2 separate regions of the Homo sapiens genome follow, and region 1 is linked to region 2. A link is a loop called in an ENCODE intact Hi-C map of the cell type or tissue named here. Cell type or tissue: testis. All regions are shown on one strand. Links, peaks and the distances in the headings refer to the core of each region. The heading gives the core; the rest is flanking DNA.

The links. A loop is a pair of places that touch in the nucleus more often than their neighbours do. Peaks named below come from ENCODE experiments on the same cell type or tissue, not always from the same donor. Only the 100,000 strongest peaks of a DNase experiment are listed, where the experiment ranks them.
Region 1: a loop joins it to region 2, with 6 times the contacts of the local background. A loop is called at or near these places in 69 of 110 quality-filtered maps.

The regions. Positions count from the first base shown.
Region 1 is chr14:77,465,872-77,477,449 of GRCh38, reverse strand. It overlaps AHSA1 (activator of HSP90 ATPase activity 1), which reads right to left. Exons shown (of 9, transcript NM_012111.3): 7 at 9,266-9,367; 8 at 8,942-8,993; 9 at 7,978-8,373. The coding sequence ends at 8,201. It overlaps ISM2 (isthmin 2), which reads left to right. Exons shown (of 7, transcript NM_199296.3): 7 at 1,338-3,056. The coding sequence ends at 1,855. Among named protein-coding and RNA genes, the nearest start is that of AHSA1, 14 kb to the right of the region's middle. RefSeq lists an enhancer at 1-36. In testis, for the core only: no CTCF peak of the experiment used is centred there; no DNase peak of the experiment used is centred there.
Region 2 is chr14:77,536,998-77,548,575 of GRCh38, reverse strand. The region is part of intron 9 of SPTLC2 (serine palmitoyltransferase long chain base subunit 2); the gene reads left to right. It also overlaps the pseudogene RN7SL587P. Among named protein-coding and RNA genes, the nearest start is that of ISM2, 44 kb to the right of the region's middle. RefSeq lists an enhancer at 5,521-6,022. In testis, for the core only: no CTCF peak of the experiment used is centred there; no DNase peak of the experiment used is centred there; H3K27ac peaks cover 2,500 bases.

The DNA of each region.
Region 1 (11,578 bases), core at 8,870-11,369, 75 kb after region 2:
TCCTCCTTCACTCCCAGTCAAAACCCAAATCCCAGCATCTGGATCCTGGGGAAGGTTCCAGTCCCTTGGAGATGTGCAGAGCCTCAAACTATCAAAGTCAGTCCCCCAGTGTCCGGGGCTGGACAGCTCATCCCATTAGGATGAGGGCACAGAAGGGAAAATGAGAAACAAGACCCGGTTAACAGCATCCACTCAGGCAGATTCTGGGGAGTGAGGAGCAAGGTTCTGCACATTCCCACGTGGCCAGCCGCCCAAGGCCATTTTTCTTCTTTCTGCTGTTCCCTGGTGACTGCAGTGTTTTCCCCTTCCCTGCTCGCTGCAGGGCTCTGGTGAGTCTGGGGGGCACCTCTTTCTGGTTTATGAAGGCTCCTGGCCTCTGCTGCACTGTGCCATGGGGACCGGGTGAAATGGTGAGACAGAGTCTTGCTCTGTCACCCAGGCTGGAGTGCAGTGGTGTGATCTCAGCTCACTGCAACCTCCACCTCCTGGGTTCAAGTGATTCTCATGTCTCAGCCTCCCGAGTAGCTGGGATTACAGGCATGCGCCACCAAGCCCGGCTAATTTCTGTATTTTTTGTAGAGACGGGACTTTGCCATGTTGGCCAGGCTGGTCTTGAGCTCCTACCTCCTGCCTTGGCCTCTAGAAGTGCTGAGATTACAGGCGTGAGCCATCGCGCCTGGCCCCCCAGCTCTTCTATTTAAGAGAACCTCAGTCAGATGTACTTTAGCCTCAGGTTTTTGTTTTGAGGGATATAATTTATTTTAAAATTAAATAAAAATATAGTTTAAAAAAAGGCCACGTTTCCCGAGGTGGAGATGGGGAGGAGAGCAGCATAGACAGAGGGGGCCACAGGAGGCCCAAAGTGGCCAAATGACTCACCCCAGGCCAGATTGCCTGAGAAAGGCAGCGTTCAGAACAAGAATGGTCCAGTGGCTAAAATAATGAAACCTTCTTACCAGTTGGTGAAAAGCTGCTGTACCTGTCTCCACTCACCCCAGATCCTTTTCCAAGATCTCAGGATCTTTCCCACCATTCAGCACATGACACCTAAACCTTTCCCACCATTCAGCATGTGACATATGGCACCGCAGAGGACATCTGGGTCATTGCTCCAGCCCCTTGGCCTGTGTCTGTTCTGAGCAAGAGCTTCTTGCTTCAGGTTGTCTGGATGGTGTGGGGTAGCCTCTCTCCATCCCCAAGGCCCTACCAAGCCACGCCTTTGCACCAGCTGGGGCCTGGGCCTTCTCTCCCCATGCACTGGCCCTTAATCAGTCCCCGCCCCACACGGGCCTGGCTCTGTCACTGGCTTCCCTCCTGCACTTTGTGGCCCTTTGCAGATGTGGACAGCTGTGAGAAGTGGCTGAACTGCAAGAGCGACTTCCTAATCAAGTATCTGAGCCAGATGCTGCGGGACCTGCCCAGCTGCCCGTGTGCCTACCCACTGGAGGCCATGGACAGCCCTGTGAGCCTACAGGACGAGCACCAGGGCCGCAGCTTCCGGTGGAGGGATGCCAGTGGCCCTCGCGAGCGCCTGGACATCTACCAGCCCACGGCGCGCTTCTGCCTGCGTTCCATGCTGTCTGGGGAGAGCAGCACACTGGCCGCCCAGCACTGCTGCTATGACGAGGACAGCCGGCTGCTGACCCGTGGCAAGGGCGCCGGCATGCCCAACCTCATCAGCACCGACTTCTCACCTAAGCTGCACTTCAAGTTCGACACGACGCCCTGGATCCTGTGCAAGGGGGACTGGAGCCGCCTCCACGCTGTGCTCCCTCCCAACAACGGCCGAGCCTGCACCGACAACCCCCTGGAGGAGGAGTACCTAGCACAGTTGCAGGAGGCCAAGGAGTACTAGTGACGGGGTTGCTGAACAGACACTGCAGGGAGAGGGCAGGCGGCTGCTGCTGTTGCACGGGAGAACTTTCCTCACCCGCCCCTGCCCAGACAGGGTGAGGAAAGGGCTCCCCCAGTGAGGTTGGTCCGAGGCTGTGTGCCCTCTGCCAGCGACCCCGAAGCAGATATCTCAGTGGGGTTAGTGAGAAGGTTGAAGGGTATGTAGGGCCCAGGGTGGGTGTCCCTGGGAGCCCTGGAAATGTGCATATGTGCATGTGTCTGCCGGGGCCTCCCTCTGCTGCCTGCTGGGACCCTGGCCACTCATTTTTCTCCTCCTTGGGAGCTGGGCTCTTCTGCCCTGGCTCTGCACATAAGTGTTAGCCAGCAGCTCCAGAAAAATCCCGATTCCCGGGATCTGCCACGAGTCACTCCTACTCCACCCTGATGGCCAGCAGAGGAAGGGCCACTCTTCTCATGGGCACAGCCATCCTTTGCCGGGGGGGGCATCCAGCCTGGGTGGCCACCCCTCCTTATCTCTGGGTGGTGCACATGCCCTTCTTTCCCCACTCCCTGCCACGAGCCACTGCACAGGAGGCTATCTGTAGCCCCAAGCTGCCTTTCTGTTGGACACCAACTTTAGTCTTGGGCTGCAAGCCAGCCCAGCTGAGGCGAAGTGGACTCCAGGCAGGGAATGGGTTGCCCAATTCTGGTCCCTTTCCTTTGCTCAGCCCCCTCTGTTCTGCTGATTGTAGGGATGTGCAGGGCTGGGAGTTGGCACTCCCCCCGAGTGGGGAGGTGACAGCTTGTCACAGTAGCCAGGCTTGGGTGGGTTCAGCACTAGCTCGGGACGGTGTGTCACACGTCTATAGTAAACCAGTTCTCTGGGAGGGGAAAAAAGCCCTGATTTATTGCATTTGGGCAGCTTCTGTGGTGTAAATTCTCCCAGCAGTGTCCCATGTCATGCTGCCAGCATCACTGAATGCACTGAACTCAGAGTTGGGAAGAGATGCACATAATCGCTCTCCCGGCACACCTCATGCCTCTTCCCTGCCTCCCCATTCCCCTGGCTGCACTTCCTTGCCTTCTATGGGGTTGAAATATTGAAGTCTCAACTGTCTCTGTTCACAAGAGCCACCAAAAGTTAGGGGACTTCAGTCCTAGCCCCCAGATGGCCGCCCTGAAGCTCTCTGGGCTCCTCAGCAATAAAGCACTTTATTTTCAAATTCTGCCTGATGAAGACTTTCGGGCCCCGGCAGAGCGGAGGAGTGTAAGGAACCCTTGCTTATGGTCCAAGTCAAACTCCCATGGGTGTGCTTGTAACTTACTTAACCCACAGCAGGCTCCTTTTCATTTCCTGGACCAGCCGGGCAGGCAGAGCTTGTGGCATGCAGGAGTTAGACTCTAAATATCAGTTATCCTTATTCACACTGCCTAGGAGATGGACGAGGAGCTGGCTGGACCTCAGGGGCACATTCACTCTGAGCTTTGTCAGAGAGGTAAATCACTTTTACTCCACCAGGAAGTAATTTGCTGTCAGGGGATCCAACAAAGAGTTGCCCAAAGAACTACAGCTCTAAGATGAGAGGTGGATCCGTGCTCTGCCTCAGTGGGCACCCCAACTAGACACTCCACTGTCACTCCTGACGTGGGGAAGGACAGGGATATATCAGGAAGCGCAGTAAAGGAAGGTGTGTCCAGAGCCACCACTGGAGACACTCGGAGAGTCAGACATTTCCAATGACCATCACTGCCGGAGGTAAGTTTATTAGTCTGTCCTGAACCATAGTCTAAAAATACTCTACCTGCAACTAGAAATATGAGAGGGTTAGAGAGGGCAGTGTCTCAGGCCGCCAGACAGGAGCCATGCTCACTCCCTTTCTCTTGTCTGAGGAATTCAGTAAGATTAGCACAGGCTAATTATTATTTTTTTTGAGACAGGGTCTCCCTCTGTCACCCAGGCTGGAGTGCAGTGGCGCGATATCGGCTCACTGTAATCTCTGCCTCCCGGTCTCAAGTGATCCTCCCACCTCAGCCTCCCAAGTAGCTGGGACCACAGGCCCACGCCACCACACCCCCGCTAATTTTTTTTGTATTTTTGGTGGAGGTGGGGTTTCGCCCTGTTGCCCAGGCTGGTCTCAAACACCTGAGCTCAAGCAGCCCACCCACCTTGGCCTCCTAAAGTGCTGGGATTACAGGCATGAGCCACTGCGCCCAGTTCGAGGCTAATTATTTTTCAGCAGAAACTTTTAAAAGTAACAAGACAGAGTAATCCCAGAGTCTGCTTTCTAAGGAAACTGCTAATTCCCCTCCTTTCTAATATAACTCACTTTGGCACTTAAACGTACTGTCTTAATCTATATTTAATGGTTTTCTATTACCCATACTGAATTTAGCCAACCCCATTTTAAATCTGTACATTTAAAGTGGCATGCTAAATTGCTACCGTGTCAGGCCACAGATGAGAGAAACTAAACAAAAGGGGCTGGGGAGTGGGTCGGCTATGAAATTACATTTATTCGAGCAATGCAAAGGAGAAAGACACTGCGCAGGTGGCTGCAGGCTTTAGGAGCACCTGTGTGTGAGGAGCAGCGCCAACGGCGGGAGCAGTGAGCCTGATGAAGGGAGGGTTTCCAGAGCAGCTGGTATCAGAGCCCAGAGGAAGCCCATGAAACCAGAGGGTCCCTCCACTCCTTTCTGTTCCAGTGTCAGTCACATCACTGGCTTGACTAGCTGTTCTTCCTGTCCCCAACACCAGGAGTTCATCCATGGCCATGAATCCAGCATGAACACCACTGACTGTTTCTACCTTAACAGCTACCCCAGCAACCAAGATGGTTTTGCCCAATTTTACCCCCTCTGGTTAGCCTCACAAATGGCCCTAGGCTAGGCAAGACTGGTCAGATTGAATGCTTCCTAGAGTTTTAGGTAACCAGCAGTATAGAGTCTGCTGACCTCTGTCAAGAGGTCTTTAAAGAGAAAGAATGATTAGATCCTTTGCCCCATTAGTCACAAAAGGGACCCAAATGTGCTGCTGTGGCTCCTTTACAATGAGGTTTTGTTTTGTTAATATGTTGAGATGCTTCTCAAAGTGCATCCCTGATATTAGAATCACCTGGGGTATTTATTAAACTCTGTTTATGGGCCACACCCCACACCCACTGAGTAAGAATCTTTAGGAGTGGAGTCCACTTTTGTGCATTGTTCTTCCTCTCAGGCATGGAGAGCTCTTAGCCCAAGATACGCAATTTGGATTAAAATTAGCCAGCTTTTCAAAATAGCATTCTGGCTTAAGGGCAAACACTTGGGCTTTTGAATGGATTCAGCAGCGACTATTTGCTAAATGACACCAGGTGCCAGCGTTTCTACATGTATCATCTCGAACGCTCTCACAAGACACCTATTATGCACATTCTACAGATAAGGATATTCACCCAATTTGTTAGGAAGTGGAACTTTTACTATTCAAACACAAAGTCGAAGTCCACAGTTTTATTTCTAGCTATGCCATTTGCTTTTTAGGTCCAGATGGCTTACCAAAATGTTATCAGTAAAATGGCAATGGTAAGAATTGAATAGCCATCAATACTGGCACGTAATGGCAACTGCACATGTCACATGGCAGGCACTTAGCCTGGTGCCTTGGGTTTAATGAACATATTGGTCATCTCTACTTGATTGATTCTAAGTATTCTGGAACTGGTAACTTTCCAGCCAGGTGTGTGTGAAAAGGCTCATTTTTTCTTTTTCTTTTTCTTTTTCTTTTCTTTTTTTTTGTTTTTTGAGACTTGCTCAGTCACCCAGGCTGGAATGCAATCAATGGCGTGATCTTGGCTCACTGTAACCTCTGTGTCCCAGGTTCAAGCAATTCTCCCACTCAGTCTCCTGAGTAGCTGGGATTACAGGCACCTGCCATTATGCCCAGCTAATTTTTGTATTTTTAGTAGAGATGGGGTTTCACCGTGTTGGCCAGGCTGGTCTCGAATCCCTGACCTCAGGTATCTGCCCGCCTTGGCCTCCCAAAATGCTGGGATTACAGGCGTGAGCCACTGCGCCTGGCCGAAAGGGCTCATTTGTTTGTTTGTTTGTTTGTTTGTTTTGAGACAGAGTCTCCGTCGCCCAGGCTGGAGTGCAGTGGCTTGGTCTCGGTTCATTGCAACCTCTGCCTCCCAGGTTCAAGCGATTCTCCTGCCTCAGCCTCCCTAGTAGCTAGGATTACAAGTGCCCGCCACTACACCCGGCTAATTTTTGTATTTTTAGTAGAGACAGGGTTTTGCGATGTTGGCCAGGCTGGTCTCGAACTCCTGACCTTGTGATCCGCCTGCCTCGGCCTCCCAAAGTGCTGGGATTACAAGCGTGAGCCACCGCTCCCAGCCAAAGTCTCATTTTTTTTTAATTAATTTTTTTTTAAATTGTTTTTGAGCCGGAGTCTCGCTCTGTCGTCCAGGCTGGAGTGCAGTGGCATGATCTCGGCTCACTGCAAGCTCCGCCTCCCAGGTTCACGCCATTCTCCTGCCTCAGCCTCCCGAGTAGCTGGGACTACAGGTGCCCACTACCACGCCCAGCTGATTTTTTGTATTTTTAGTAGAGACGGGGTTTCACCGTGTTAGCCAGGATGGTCTCGATCTCCTGCCCTCGTGATCCGCCCACCTCGGCCTCCCAAAGTGCTGGGATTACAGGCGTGAGCCACCGCGCCCGGCCCAAAGTCTCATTTTTAATCGTCTCTGTTAGGAGTCTGTTAGGAAGGGCCTGTTGATTTGATTCAAGCTAGACTCCAGGTTCTTCATCAAAAGGCGTCATTTTGCACCCCTAGGAGGCAGATGTAATGTCAAACTAGATGTGGATTAGTTCAGCCCAGCACTCTTGTAATTCAAGCCAAAGATGGCTTTGGGAAGTGTAAATGAACCAGATCTTGAACTCTGCTTTAACCAGTTTTAGCCTGCAAAGTCTTGCTGCCACCCAATAAAACAGGCAATAAACAGACGAAGGAAATAGCTGTAGCTGCAGGAGGTAGCGTCTGGCTTAGAGAGCACTGACTCCCGCTGGGGTGCAGGAAGTCAGGGCGAGGCTTGTCCAGGAGTGACTCTCCCTGTTCAGGTACTGTTACCTCTTCCTGCAATGTGGCAGTCTGAACCCACTATATCCCCAACACTTGGCTCATGGTCAGTGCCCAGCAAACTTAATGGTACCACATATTGTTAAATAAAGACAACAATTTGCTGAGTATGGGCTCTGCAGTTACAGTCCTTGTTGCAAATCTCAACTCTGCTTGTTGGATCTGGGTGTTAAGAAATCCAAGGCTCACCTGTAGCAAATATGTTATGTAAAATACTTGTTTTTCAAGACAGTCTTATTCTGTCACCCAGGCTTGAGTACAGTGGTGCAATCTTGGCTCACACCTTCTGGGCTCAAGCAATTCTCGTGCCTCAGCCTCCTGAGTGGCTGGGATTACAGGCGTGTGCCACCTCATCAGTTAATTTTTGTATTTTTAGTAGAGATGGGGTTTCGCCATGTTGGCCAGGCTGGTCTTGAACTCCTGGCCTCAAGTGATCTACCTGCCTCAGCCTCCCAAAGTGCTGGGATTATAGACCTGAGCCACTGCGCCTGGCTATATGTAAAATACATGTATTTAAAAGCCAAGGCTTAATTAAGTTCTTGTAAAACAAATGACAACAGTACCTACTGCGTATTATAGAGATCAAATGAGTTAATGCAAGTAAACAGTGTAGTGTCTAGTACTCAGTAACTGCAATGTAACAGAAGCTGCCACAAGTTAGGAATCTCCCACCTTCCCATATCCCAAACCAGCATCTGGTGATCACTTATCTTTGCAAGAGGGTAAGAGGCCATGGGCAGTGCAAAGTGAGAAGTCAACTGCACTGGCAGTAGAGGCATAGTGTTAGCACTCCCTACCCAAGTACCAACCCTCCCCTACTGTTATGGGTAAAAAGGCAGAAACTATTTACTAGTAAGAAAGACTAGCTCAGGAATGCCTGGTAGTGAGAAGCAGGCTCTGTGCCTCTTAATTACCTACACTTACCCAGAATAGAGACAAGGCTGTCCACCCTGTCCTTCTTTTTTGAATTCAAAACCTTCAAGGGAGCTCTCAATACCAGCCACTCAATCAACATAGGTTCCAGACACGCATGTTTTTTAAATTATGTTTATTTAGCATATGTACACATAAAAGAGAAATTGCCCTCTGAACCCACCCAGCAGAAAACATGCACAAACCCAAGGTATATGTGGAAGGGAGGGGCCCCGGCCCCAAGTTAGCAGCTGGGACGATGCAATCCTGTGAGTCGCAAGCCCCAGTCAGGAGAGAGCTGGACTGAAGTGTCCAGCAGGCTGGAGTCCCCTGCCGCTGGCCCTAAAATAAGCGTGCGCCATAGCCAAAGGTCTGTTTAATGCCCTCAAAGTAGTACCGCTGCCAGCCCTGTCGCGTCCGCTCTTCCTCAGGAGCAGGGATGCCTCGACCTTCCATGCACAGCTCAGTCTCTCCGTTCTTGTCGATGAAGGTCAAGGTGATGGTGGCAAAGTGTCCTGGGAAAGGCAGAGGGGACGGAGGTTTCATATCTAGGTTTCCATCTGAGTTTAAGACTGGGGCAACCTGGCTGGGCGTGGTGGCTCACACCTGTAATCCCAGCACTTTGGCAGGCTGAGGTGGGCGGATCACCAGAGGTCAGGAGTTCCAGACCAGCCTGGCTAACATGGTGAAACTCCATCTCTACTAAAATTACGTGGGCGTGGTGGCATGCACCTGTAATCCCAGCACTTTGGGAGGCTGAGGCAGGAGGATCACTTGAGCCCAGGAGTTCGAGACTAGCCTGGACAATGTAGTAGGACCCCATCTCTACAAAAAAAGTAAAAAAGTAAAAAAAAAAAAAAAAAAAAAAAAGCTGGCATGGTGGCACACGTAGTCTCAGCTACTTGGGAAGCTGAAGCAGGAGGATCGTTTGGGTCTGGGAGGTTAAGGCTGCAGTTTGCTGTGATTATGCCACTGCACTCTAGCCTGAGTGACAGTGAGACCCTGTTTCCAAAAAAAAAAAAAAAAAAATTACAGCAAAGAGAAAAAGTTCTGGGGGTAATGGCAATAAATATGTTTACTTACCCTCTGGCCAAGATTTAAACCTCCACTTCATCACAATATGTTTCTCAGGGACCTAAAATAATCAAACAGCTCAGTCTATATTATATACTACAATGTACCCAATCCTAGCTAGGATCAGTCATCTGCCCTTCATACGGAGTCTACCATCTGTGCAATTATATTACTTGCAAGACAGTTCAAATCACAGCCTTTTTTTGAAAAACAAAATGTTTTATTAACAAAGAGATTAAAGCCTTACATTTTACCTATAGAGTTCAGAAAAAGAGAAATGTCACTCATCTGACCAGAGGCAATAACCTGAGTCTAGGGCCGGCAGGTACTCACCAGATCAGTAAATTCCCCAGAGACGTTGCCATCTACCATGTGGAACTTTCCACCTCTGTCTGCTTCTAATGTTGCAGGAGCATGGGTAAAGGCCTGCACCAGCTGCAGGGAAAAAAAAAAAAAAAAAAAAAAAGAGGCAGAAGATACATGGCTTTCAGTGGGACCCAAGGACAAATGCCAGCTGAAGGCTGCATGCCTCAACTCTCATTTCCACCAGTCTGCCCCACAGGCGGGTCCAGGGTGTCCCTCTATTCTGTTTTAATACCAGCCAGGACTTGACTTCGGGAATTCTTTCTGATCTGATGATGCCATTACTTTGGACCCGTTTACTTTTATTTATTTGAAATTGTATATGGTTCAGAAAGATATAAGAATGAGCTTATGAAAGAAAATTCTCAAGTAAATGTTTGAGACTTCTATTATCATTTCTGAGAACATGTCCCAAAATAGATCTATTCCATCTTTTATTTTATTTTATTTTTTTATTTATTGAGACGGAGTCTCACTTTGTTGCCCAGGCTGGAGTGCAGTGGCGCGATCTCGGCTCACGCAACCTCCGCCCGTCCAGGTTTTAAGCAATTCTCTGCTTCAGCCTCTGTAGTAGCTGGGATTACAGGCGCATGCCACCATGCCTGGCTAACTTTTTGTATTTTTTAGTAGAGATGGGGTTTCACCATCTTGGCCAGGCTGGTCTTGAACTCCTGACCTCGTGATCCACCCACCTTGGCCTCCCAAAGTGCTGGGATTACAGGCGTGAGCCACCGCGCCCAGCCCTTTTATTTTTTTTGAGATAGGTCTCGCTCTGTTGCCCAGGCCGAAGTGCAGTGGCATGATCATGGCTCACTGCAGCCCCGACCTCCTAAGCTTAGGTGATCCTCCCACCTCAGCCTCCTGAGGAGCTGGGACTACAGGCGCATACCACCATACCTGGCTAATTTTTGTATTTTTTGTAGAGACAGGGCTTCACCATGTTGGCCAGGCTGGTCTCAAACTCCTGGGCTCAAGTAATTCACCCGCCTCAGCCCCTCAAAGTGCTGGGATTAGAGATGTAAGCCACTGTGCCTGGCCTACTCCATATATATGAAATCAGTATCATTTTGCTGTGTTCGATTACCCAACGGTGCCGCTTTTACTTTTAATAAGACTTTACTATTTTTTAAAGTAGGTAATACGAATACATGGTACAAAATTAAAAATAAACAGAAGGTTAAAAATGTTAGGAATCCTCCCATACAAAAGTATTTTAAAACTCTGAAAACTTTAGCTAGTTTGGAAGCAGAGATTCAACTGAAGTCTGTGTTGAAGTGCTAAATTCAATTCACATGAAGACCACAGCTATGCTGCTAAGTCCTTCAAGGCAGCAGGCACCAAGTAGAACCAAGTTAGCCATCGAATGCAGTCTTTGGCATAGCCAGGTCATAACACATCTCTGGAGTCAACTAAGATAACTTTCTGAAGTACAGTACAATTTTGTTTATACACATCTTTTTAAATTTCTAGAAAACCCAGTCCATTTAATTGCTTCTCCAGTTCTTGGTTTTCTAAGGGGGAGAGAACTTATCACGAGAGTATTTTGGGTGCAGGCGCACAGACATACTAACACCCATATACTACATGGTACCTCTTAATTTATGGCTGTATTTACATTTTTGTTTAAAAAATAAGATCTTGAAATTTTGTCCCAGAGTATATGGGAACTTCCACATATCCTAACCACCTTTACTATCAGATAATAAAGCTGAATACGGTCATGTTTCTCAACTCCACACTATAGCAGCAGAATGGCACAAGTCAGCTGTGCAACACAAAGAAGCCAGGAATTCTTCTGTGCTACAGAGTAACCAAGAATGGCCATTCACTTTTCTAGTAAGATTCACTCAGTGGTTTCTACTTATATGACCCAAAACTGGAACAGGCACGGTAGTGTGCACCTGTAGTCCCAGCTACTCAGGAGGCTGAGGAAGGAGGATCGCTTGAGCCCAGAAGTTCAACGTTAGTCTGGGCAACATAGCAAGACCAGGTCTTTTGTTTTTAAAATAAATAAATATGGCCGAGCACAGTGGTTTGCACCTGTAATCCCAGCACTTTGGGAGGCTGAGGCAGGCAGATCACTTGAGGTCAGGAGTTTCAGACCAGCCCATCTCTACTAAAAAATATGGTGAAACCCCATCTCTACTAAAAAACATAAAAATTAGCTAGGCGTGATGGCGTGTGCCTATAGTACCAGCTGTTCAGGACGCTGAGGCAGGAGAATTGCTGGAACCTGGGAGGCAGAGGTTGCAGTGAGCTGAGATTGTGCCACTGCACTCCAGC
Region 2 (11,578 bases), core at 4,973-7,472:
AGGCCTAGGAAATTCTGTTAAATTCCACTAGACATTTGAAATTCTAACTTTTACTTTACACATCACTAATCCGTGTCCACTAATGGAAATTTAGCTGTAGTATCTACATACGAATCAAGGCAAAGTGTTTGACCAAATCAACTAAAATTTTGCTTTTCCATTTTCCAGAGCTGTGCTTTGATGTATTTTATTTCTGTCCAAAGGTGTAGTTAATAATAACATGCATAGCACCCAGCTTAGTGTGTGACATCTAGGATCCTTTCAGTAAATTTATTGAATGACTGAATGAATGCACGCATGATTGGCAATACCAGAAAATCAGTGGGTTCTTCAAGTACTTTATTGTAACATTGCTTGAATAGTTGAATGTTAAGCCAGAATGACCAAATTATGGAACCAAATTAACTAGATAGGTACATTTTAATAGATACATTTTTAAATAATGTCAGAACGCTTTATAGAGTTTTGTACTTCTTTGTTTTGAAAGGAACTGGGTCCTTGCAGGCAGCTACTGATGTAGGAGAAAAAAGACTACCCTGAGCAGATTGAGGTTTAATTAAAACTAGGTTTGGCTCATTTGAATTAATTCCAGTAATAGACTTGTTAATTAGGTGTTAAATGATCACCTTGAGAATACCGGGGAACTGTCAAAAACTAAGAGAACTGAGACACTTAAAAAAAAAAAAAAAAAAAAAAAAAAAGACATTCCAGGACAATGCAGTGGCACATGCCTGGAGTCCCAGCTACTCAGGAGGCTGAGGCACGAGGATCGCTTGAGCCCAAGAGTCCTGGGCTGTAGCACACTGTGCCAGAGACGTGTCTGCACCAAGTTCAGCCATCAGTATGATGACCTCCCAGAAGTAGGGGACCACCAGGTTGCCTAAGGAGGGGTGAATTGGCCCAGGTTGGAAACGAACAGGTTAAAACTTCCCCTGCTGATCAGTAGTGGGATTACGCCTGTGAATAGCCACTGCACTCCAGCCTGGGCAACATAGCGAGACCTTGTCTCTTTAAAACAAAACAAAACAAAAAAACATTCCAAGATTCCCATGCAGAAGGGTTAGAAGTGTTGAAAAAACACAGCCTTGCTGGGAGGGGGTCATAAAGAGAGACTTTCCTGCCTGTCTTCAGGGCTGACAGCTTTTAACCCTCCCGTCAAGCACCATACTTCCTGAGCCCAAGAACGTTTGGGTGTTGACTTTCTTCTTTGTTGTGCTTTAAAGTAATTTATTTCACTATTAGAAATTCATCGAAATAAAAATTAAGTTTTCTGGTAAGCACAGTTTTGTTCTTACCCACAGTAGAGTTTAGCAGTTTATCTGATGCTGGGAATCAGACTCGCTTCCTCCTGTTTTGTGACTTTCTGCCTAGAATGCTGTTGTTTGGAAAAAAAAAAAAAAATACTTGTTTCCGCCGGGTGCGATGGCTCACACCTGTAATCCCAGCACTTTGGGAGGCCGAGGCAGGCGGATCACCTGAGGTCGGGAATTCAAGACCAGTCTGACCAACATGGAGAAACCCTGTCTCTAATAAAAATATGAAAATTAGCTGGGTGTGGTGGCGCATGCCTGTAATCCCAGCACTTTGGGAGGCCAAGGCAGGCGGATCACCTGAGGTCGGGAATTCAAGACTAGCCTGACCAACATGGAGAAGCCCTGTCTCTAATAAAAATACGAAAATTAGCTGGGCGTGGTGGCGCATGCCTGTAATCTCAGCTACTTGGGAGGCTGAGGCAGGAGAATTGCTTGAACACAGGAGGTTGCGGTGAGCTGAGATCGCGCCATTACACTCCAACCTGGGCAACAAGAGCGAAACTCCATCTCCAAAAAAAAAAAGTGTTTTACCATTTGTTAAACACTTATCAAGCAACAAGCAACTACTCTCTACATAGTGGTAGATATGCTGTGTGGGAGATGCAGAGTTGAACAATAGGTGATCTTTGCCTTTGAAAAAACAGTCCAGTGGTAGGGGTAAGATTCCCGGGAAGAACTAGTCTCAGAGGCACAGATAAATTCTTCCTTTGTTCAGCTTGTCTTTTCTCAATTTCCTCCTCCATTCTCTTCTACAACCTCCTCCTTCACTCACTCCCACTCCCCTAAAACCTTAAACTTCCTTAAACCAGCTAAGTTTTTGAAGCAAACTCATATTTTAGATTTCTTATATAATAACTTTCTATATAAATGAAATTTTTCTGTGGATACTGTCACTCTAGTAAATTATCAGCAATCAAAGCAGCTTCTTGATTATTTTTTAAAGCAGCTTCTTGATTATTGAGCACAAAAGGCCTTTTAACCAATGGCTTAAGCCTTCTGAAATCAGCAAGCAATATGACCACCTTACAGGTGGAGAAATTTGAGCTCATGTATGGAACAAGTTTTCTCAATATCTTGTCTCCAACTAGAATGTAGCTTTTCTAACTCCATCTGCTTCTACTTCTGAGGTTGCATGATGATAGTTAGCATTTTATTAAAACAGACTATTTTATAATCTGTTTCTAATTTTCTGCTAATTTTCCAAAGTTTAATTGTGAGTAATCAGCCCAACAAATGAAAGCTCTTTTGGGCATTTGCCTCCCTGTTTTCTCTCCATGGATCAGTAGCCCTTTCCCCACCTTTCTGCTTCAGAAATGGATTCTGAATACTCAAGAGCTTTTGCAACATGGTGTGTCTATTTTTTATTCCACTGCTATCTTTTTCTTCCAAATCCAAATGCTATTAAAAGTTTCTTGCAACAAGAACATTCTCTCCTTTTGTGCCTCGTTTCAGAGTTAGTTTGAAGCTAGCAATTAGGATGCCCAGTGTCTATTGTTTGTTGAAGAATAATTCTAACTTTCTAAACCTTCACATAATTGGAATTGCTTTTCTCCCCCCAGAATTATGTCTGAGGGCTTTATTTTTCATCAAATAGACTTGATCCTAGCTGTTCCCCAACTTTATAGCAGATACTTAATATGTATAAACCAGTGACCTGATAGATGGAATCTGCTCAAAGTAAGAACCTGATACCCGGCCGGGCACGATGGCTCACGCCTGTAATCCCAGCACTTTGGGAAGCTGAGGCGGGTGGATCACCTGAGGTCAGGAGTTTGAGACCAGCCTGACCAACATGGCGAAACCCTGTCTCTACTGAAATACAAAAAAATTTAGCCAGGCATGGTGGCGCATGCCTGCAATCCCAGCTACTTGGGAGGCTGATGGAGGAGAATGGCTTGAACCTGGGAGGTGGAGATTGCAGGGAGCCGAGATCACGCCATTGCACTGCAGCCTGGGAGACAAGAGTGAAACTCCCATCTCAAAAAAAAAAAAAGTGCCCGATACCCTACTAAGAGCTTGCCGGATTTGAAAGCTTTCCAAAAAGGAATTGATTTTTTTTTAATTGTCACCTATAGTTTTTCTAATTATCTAAATATTTTATTTGTATCTACCTCCCTGCTATCTACTTTGGCAGTAGAGTGAGGTGTTAAAGAAAAAATTATTCCTGTCACTTGTGAAACATGATAAGACAGACTTCCTTCAAGGGGGCCATGGTAATAAGCATAGGGATGACTGCAATGGGGTCTTCCAGTGGGGGAGAGAGGGTGGGCTGCAGTCTGACTCCAATAAGGACAGATGAGGATTTACAGCCAAGGAACAGGGTGGGAGTGAGTAGATAGAAAAATACTAAGAGGAAACATCAGGGGTAAGGGGGATGCTTGCCTTCAGCATTCTTGTTGAAGGTAGGCCAGGGTGATAAGATACCAGGGGTAGTCATGTAGGGGATTTTCTCTAATCTGACTTAGCAGGATTATTGCTCAAACTGGATTCTGCAAGAATGGAGAAGGAGGCGCAACGTCAGGACTTTATCAGAAAGGACTCCAAGAGGAGCCTGACTCAAGTTTGGTCAAAGGAGAGAGTCTTTGTCAGGTTCAGAATGACCTCATTAACATGAACTCTTTAAGCCCCTGTTCTCAGACTTTGTCCATGGACCACCTGCATCAGAGGTACTTTTAGTACAGTGGTTCATACCTTGCTTACACACAGGAAAGCTTAAAAAAATAGTGCCAGTGTTAGAGACCTTCTGTAGACCCATTGAGTATCTCAAGGCGAGGCCTCCCTGCCATGGCATGGTGTTATTTAAAAGCACCCCAGATGCTTCTCATGTAAGGCCCCATTTCAGAACCACTGCTGCTTGTTAAAAATGAAGATTCTAGTTTGTTCCACCCACCCTACTGAGTCTTGGTGGATGAGGCCCTAGAATATGCATTGAAAAGAAAACCTTAGGCTGGATATGGTAATCCTGACATTTTGGGATGTAATCGTAACATTTTGGGAGGCTGAAGCTGGAGGATCACTTGAGGTCAGGAGTTTGAGACCAGTCTGGGTGACATAGTGTGAGCCTCTGTCTCTACAAAAAATTCTAAAAATTAGCCAAGTGTGGTGGTACACGTCTGTAATCCTAGCTACTTGGGAGGCCAAGGCGGAGGATTGCACAAACCCAGCTATGATCACACCACTGCATTCCAGCTTGGATGAGAGAGGGAAACCCTATCTCTAGAAAATAAAAAAGAGGATTGTCTTTTTGACAATCCTCTTTTTTTCCTTTTAACTTTTTTACCTCAGTACCAAAGCAGCTCTACTGATTGATGGTAATTGAAAAAGGAAAAGAAACTGGAAGTCAAGATACAAATGAGGGAGATGTTTGGCTTGTAAGACAGGCATTTGCTGGCAGAGCTAAGTTGCCATTTTTGGTTGTTTCTGGAACTCTAAATGCCTGGGATGCTGACACTCCCTTCTGAACAGCTGATGATTCTGGCTGATTGAATCAGTGGCATAGGTGGAGAAGTTAGAAACCAGTTAGGTGCAGCAGGAAAACAGAACTAAGCATTCAGAGATCTGTGGTCATGGTTCCTAAGGCTAGTTGGAATTAATTATTTTTGTTTTACTTTTTTTGGGGGGGGCTGCTTGTATTTTTATAACCTATTAATCCTCAAATTACTTAGTACATAACCTACAAATGGCCTTGCCCACTATAAAGTTGTTAAAATGTTTAGTATTAACCGTTTTGTAAAACTCTGATTGTCTTATTGTATTGCCTTCTACCTCTAAAACTGTTAACTTAAATCCAAGCCAAGCCTTTACCAGAGATTACCTTTATTTGCTAGCTGTCTTCATCTGTGGGTAGATACATTACTACAGTGTTTACGTTCCTTATCTCTTTGTCTCAGAGTAGCCTGTGATATGTTCCAGCCCCAACAGAGGACAGTAGAATGGTCCATTAAGACTTTCTGAGGCCAAGGTGGGCGGATCACTCGAGATCAAGAGTTGGAGACCAGCCTGGCCAACATAGTAGTGAAACCGTGTCTCTACTAAAAATACAAAAATTAGCCGGGTGTGGTGGTGCACGCCTGTAGTCCCAGCTACTCAGGCGGCTGAGGCAGGAAAATCACTGGAACCCGGGAGGTGGAGGTTGCAGTGAGCTGAGATCGTGCCACTGCACTCCAGCTCAGGCAACAGAGTGAGACTTGGTCTCAAAAACAAACAAACAAAAGACTTTCTGTCCTGCCTGTGGGTTGGCACCCGTTAAAACTCAGTTCCTTGATTTTTCACAGGCACTTGGCCTCTTTTCTGCCTTTTGTGGAGGGCCCTCTGTTTCTGGCTGTGCATTAGCAACCATTCTTTTAAACTTCTGATTATATTGAATCAGCAACTTTAAGCTTGCCCCTGCTGCTTGTCATACATCCTGTGGCAGTCCTCAGGAAATCCTAGTTTTTGGCATTGAAATGAATTAAAGGATTAAGCCACAAGAGGGTGGGGGTGATAAACTGTGCTTTTAAGAGGAATTTACTGTGCAGTACTTGGTGTTAGCAAAAGCAGTTCTAGTTCTTACAGGGAGATAGGAAACCAAGGGGCTGCTTTAGAACAGCATCCCTAGGATATGAAGACGCAGATCTGTCTGCTTTGATGTTCTTTAGCTTGACAGTGGCCCCGGCTGAGCACTTTGATATTTGTCGCCAGTCTAGCAAAATAGGGGTTGTGTCTTGGAGATGGTAAACCTAGTTCCCGTTGCTTTGCTTCAGTGTTAGAAAATTACTGAACTCTTGCTTCCTGGAAGTCCCTTATAAATCTCCCTTTTACAAGACTGTTCTCTGGGGCACGAAAATGCCTTTGCTTATAAAGAGCCTGTTGAAGGTCCATTTATTTTCCTTTTCTTAACAGAAAGATTTTCCAGTGCCATTTAGTTAGGACTTACGGGAAACATGTTGTTAAAATCAATCTGTCCTGTTAGCTAATATTTCTTTTATTTTCATTTTGAGCTTTTAGATAAGATTCTTTATCTTTCTGTGAGATAATGTGAAAAAAAACACAAAAGAAATAAATTCAAATACCAGTATACTCTGGTTTTTAAAAATATCTTCACTGACTTTTTTTTTCTTTACATGCTCTACTCTCCCTCTCACCCTACTTCCTTCTTCACTTTTCACTTGGTACTTTCAGATATTCTTTGTGGGTTTTTCTTGGTTTTTTTTTTTTTTTCCGGACACAGAGTCTGTCTCACTCTGTTGCCCAGGCTGGAGTGCAGTGGCACAATCTTGGCTCACTGCAACCTCCGCTTCCCAGGTTCAAACCATTCTCATGCCTCAGCCTCCTGAGTAGCTGGGACTACAGGCGCGTGCCACTATGCCTGGCTACTCTTTGTATTTTTAGTAGAGACGGGGTTTCTCCATGTTGGCCAGGCTGGTGTGGAACTCCTGACCTCAGGTGATCCACCCGCCTTGGCCTCCCAAAGCACTGGGATTACAGTCTTGAGCCACTGCACCTGGCCTAGATATTCTTAGATATATTCATGATGCATCCCATCTAGATGCTTGTGATGAGTATATAATTTACTGATCTGGAAAGTGTGACAAGAGTTTAAAGTGTTATCTGCTGCCTTCTCCCCCCACTTTAGAGCTGTTCAAAGAAAGTGACCATTGATCATTTTAAAAGATGAGCAAAGGAAAGACTGCTTCTTTTTTAAAAAAGAAAATTTGATGACCTACTGTTAGAACACATTTCCACATGGACCCCCCGCTTCTAAATGGGTGTATATCCAGATCATCCAGTCTGTGTGCACAGAGTCCTTGCATTTCTAAGTTCAAAATAGTAATTTAAATGAAAGTAGGCCATCATAAGGCATTGCTAGGAAGAGGTTACTCTTGATAGATGAATGTGCTGCTTTTGGTAAGAATTAGTTTGTTATTTATATTTAAATTTTGTAGGCCGGGCCTGGTGGCTTAAACCTGTAATCCTACCATTTTGGGAGGCCAAGACGGGTGGATCACTTGAGCCCAGGAGTTCAAGACCAGCTTGGGCAACATGGTGAAACCCTGTCTCTACAAAAAAATAAAATAAAATACAAAAATTACCCAGGCATGGTGGCTTATGCCTATAGTCCCAGCTACTTGAGGTGCTGAGACAGGAGGATCACTTGAGCCTGGCAGGCGGAGATTGCAGTGAGCTGAGATCACACCACTCCAGCCTGGGTGACAGAGTGAGTCCCTGACTCAAAATAAATAAATAAATAAATAAATAAATAAATAAAATGTTTTGCAAGCATACCTTCTGAGTACAGTTACACTTTGCCTTATTCTTAGATTTTACATGTTACACATATTTTTGGTTCTGTGAACAGATTATATATGGCATATTTGTAGTTCTAAACTACTTCTGCAACTAAACATGCATTATATCACTCATTTCCCCTCAGTGGAACTGGTATATATGGACTTATGCCATAATTAAATGTTAGCAATGAGAGAGATCTACCTTTAAAATAATAAAATGTGCTGGGTGCGGTGGCTCACGCCTGTAATCCCAGCACTTTGGGAGTCTAAGGTGGGTGATCGCTTGAGGTCAGGAGTTCGAGACCAGCCTGGACAACATAGCGAAACCCCATCTCTACTAAAAATACAAAAATTAGCCAGGTGTGGTGGCGGCCGTCTGTAGTCCCAGCTACTCGGGAGGCTGAGGCAAGAGAATCACTTGAACCCAGGAAGCAGAGGTTGCAGTAAGCCAAGATCACACCACTGCACTCCAGCCTGGGCAACTGAGCAAGACTCCGTCTCAAAAAATTTAAAAAATTAAAAAATAAAAGTAAAAATAAATAAAATGCATTTCAAAATCAAATGGAGACCATTTCTTGATGATCTGGGCTGCTGTGCCTTCCTCTTCCTGCATATGCACAGCTAATTGAGAATGTGGTGTTAAATTTATTAGCAGATAAGAACTCTGTCCATTACATTTTTTTTGTATGTTTCAGGCCTTTTAAGGCATATTATTCCTTTATTGCTGTCTGATCTTCAAAACATATCCAGAGGACCTTCTTATTACTTTTTTTTTTTTTTTTTTTTTTGAGACAAGAGTTTCGCTCTTGTTGCCCATGCTGGCAGGCTGGAGTACAATGGCACAACCTCTGCTTACCGCAACCTCCGCCTCCCAGGTTCGAGCGATTCTCCTGCCTCAGCTTCCCGAGTAGCTGGGATTATAGGCATGTGTCACCACACCTGGCTCATTTTGTATTTTTAGTAGAGACAGGGTTTCTTCATGTTGGTCAGGCTGGTCTAGAACTCCCGACCCCAGGTGATCTGCCTGCCTCGGCCTCCCAAAGTGCTGGGATTATAGGCATGAGCCACCTTGCCTGGCTTAATTGTGTTTTTTTATTAGTTCAAGCCACAATAAGAAGTTTATTCAGTCAGCAATCTGTTTTTGACTACTTAACCACGTGCCAGCTACAAAAAAATAACATATAGCTTCAAAAGCCTCTTAAGCGGCTGGGCACAGTGGCTCACGCCTGTAATGCCAGCACTTTGGAAGGCCAAGACTGGCAGATCACTTGAGGTTAGGAGTTTGAGACCAGCCTGGCCAACATGACAAAACCCCATCTCTATTAAAAATATAAAAATTAGCCAGACTTGGTGGCAGGCACCTGTAATCCCAGCTACTTGAGAGGCTGTGGCAGGAGGATCACTTGAGCCCAGGAGCCAGAGGTTGCAATGAACCGAGATCACACCACTGTACTCCAGGCTGGGCGACACAACGAGACCCCATCTCCAAAAAAAAAAAAAAAAAAAAAAAGCCTCTTAAGATAAAATTTTCATTTTTTTGAATTCTCAGAATAAACAACAGTTTCTTAGTGTTAGATTACAATTATTTCTTAATACCACTTAGATCCTTCTTTTTTTAATTAATTTTTTCTCTTTTTGGTGTCTGAGTGGGCCTTAGAGTTAGAAAATAACTGTCTCCTGTTGGCTTGCCTTTTCTCTTTTTCCTCAAGGTCTTTAATATCTCCCTAGAAGATAAAAAGGATATATGCCCATTTGTTTCTGTTTTTTCCCAATTTGATGATAGAAGAATAGGCCTTAAAATATTATAGGTCTTGTTATAGGTAAAATAACAAAAATAGAAAATAATATAAATGATCTTACATATGTAAATATAAAATAAGTTTTTAAAGACCGTTTGTTTAAGCATTTCATTAAGTGCTTTAATGGAGTATCCCATTTTCTTAAAACAGCCTTATCTAGTAGGTAGTTATCATCATCATCATCATCCCCATTGCCATTCCCATTTTGCAGATGAAGAAACCAAACTCAGAGGTTAAGTGACTTGGCTGTAGCCATACAGCTACTAGATGCTCAAGCCAGGATACAAACGTAGATAGTCTGACTTCAGAAGTTTATATACCACAGGCTGGGGATAGTGGCTCATGCCTGCAATCCCAGCACTTTGGGAGGCTGAGGCAGGTGGATCACCTGAGGTCAGGAGTTTGAGACCAGCCTGAGCAACATGGCGAAACCCCATCTCTACTAAAAATACAAAAATTAGCCAGATGTGGTGACGCATGCCTGTAATCCCAGCTACTTGGGAGGCTGAGGCACAAGAATAGTTTGAACCCGGGAGGCAGAGGTAGCATTGAGCCAAGATCAAGCCACTGCACTCCAGCCTGGGCAACAGAGCAAGACTCTGTCTCAAAAAAAAAGTTTATATAGAACCAAATTAAAACTACTAATAAGTGAAATTCAGGAAGATGGTGAAATTATTAGTTCTCTCTTTCTTTCTGAGACCTGCATTACTGCTTTGATGTATGACATCCAAAATGACTGTCTTATTATTTCAAGTTTAAAATGTCCTCCATGCAAGCATATCTCTGTGCCTATTCTAGATTATTAGATGTGAGAATAAAATTAGCTCAGGTAGAGACAGGATCCCATCCCCATTATGATGGGGTGTGCATGAGTGGTAGTTTTCAGAAAAGGACGGTGTCTGCTTGCCATCTTGAACACTCAGATTTGCAAAGGTAATTTGCCTCACCTGGATGATAATTACTGGGTGATGTGATGGTAGAGGTACTCTAAATTGGAGAATAAAGGAAAACCTCAAAAGCTTTGGAAAGTTCATAGCATCGTAGAGGGTAAAATATATGAAGCTTGTTTATAAACTATAAATCAGAGCATTAGAGAATGAAGTGATTATATGTTAGTAAAATCAGCTGTGTCCTTGTGTTATGTGTTAAAATTAATAAGAGTGTGCACAGGAAATAGAAAATGGAGAATTGGAAACAACAAGGGAAGTAAGATAGTCGTTCATTTCATTTTTCAAAGTTAAGGCTAAGCCGAAGGGTCGGAACATGTTGTATGGAAGATAGGAACAGCATGATTTTAAGAGAAGAATACATGAACAAGTGAAATAACAGTGGCCGTTTATTGTCTGCTTACCATGTAGTTAGCACTGTTCTAACTGCTTTTCATTAAATTCTCAGAACAAGTATTAAATGTTAGACATTATTTTCCCTCTTTTACAAAAGGGGGAAGCTGAGAGGTTAAGGAAACAAAGAGGTTAAGTTGCTTACCCAAGGACACATAGTTACTAGTGTTGGAGCCAGTTTGAACTCATGGATCCAGTTCCAGAATGCTTTTTGTGTACTAGATATTTATTAATGTATTAGATGATTGTTTGCCTTAATGTAATTGACTATATAGGTAATTTTGCTTTGTAATTTAAATTAGTTCGAATACATAACGTGTTTTCATTTTCCCAGCGTATTTCAACTTGGCTTATCTGCTCAGTGTTCTTGGGGGAGTTACTAGGGAAAAAAATATAACAGTATTTGTCCTCAGAGTTTGCAGTTTGTTCTGGCAACACGAGACCACACATAAACGGCATAAGTACAGTAACAGGAACTTATAAACAAGAGCAAATTAATGAATTACAAAGTAGAGACATGTCTTAAAATGTGCCATAGGGAATCTTTCCATAACTTTTTTTTTTTTTTAACTTCTGCCCTTTATCTTTCATAGTGTTCTTTGGTTTCTTTGGGGTTTTTAAAGATAAGAAGTACATAGGCCAGGTGCAGTGGCTCACGTCTGTAATCCTAGCACTTTGTGAGGCAGAGGCGGGTAGATCACGAGGTCAGGAGTTCATCAGCCTTGCCAAGATGGTGAAACCCCATCTCTACTAAAATTCCAAAAATTAGCTGGGTGTGGTGGCAGGTGCCTGTAGTCCCAGCTATTCAGGAGGCTGAGGCAGGAGAATTGCTTGAACCTGGGAGGCGGAGGTTGCAG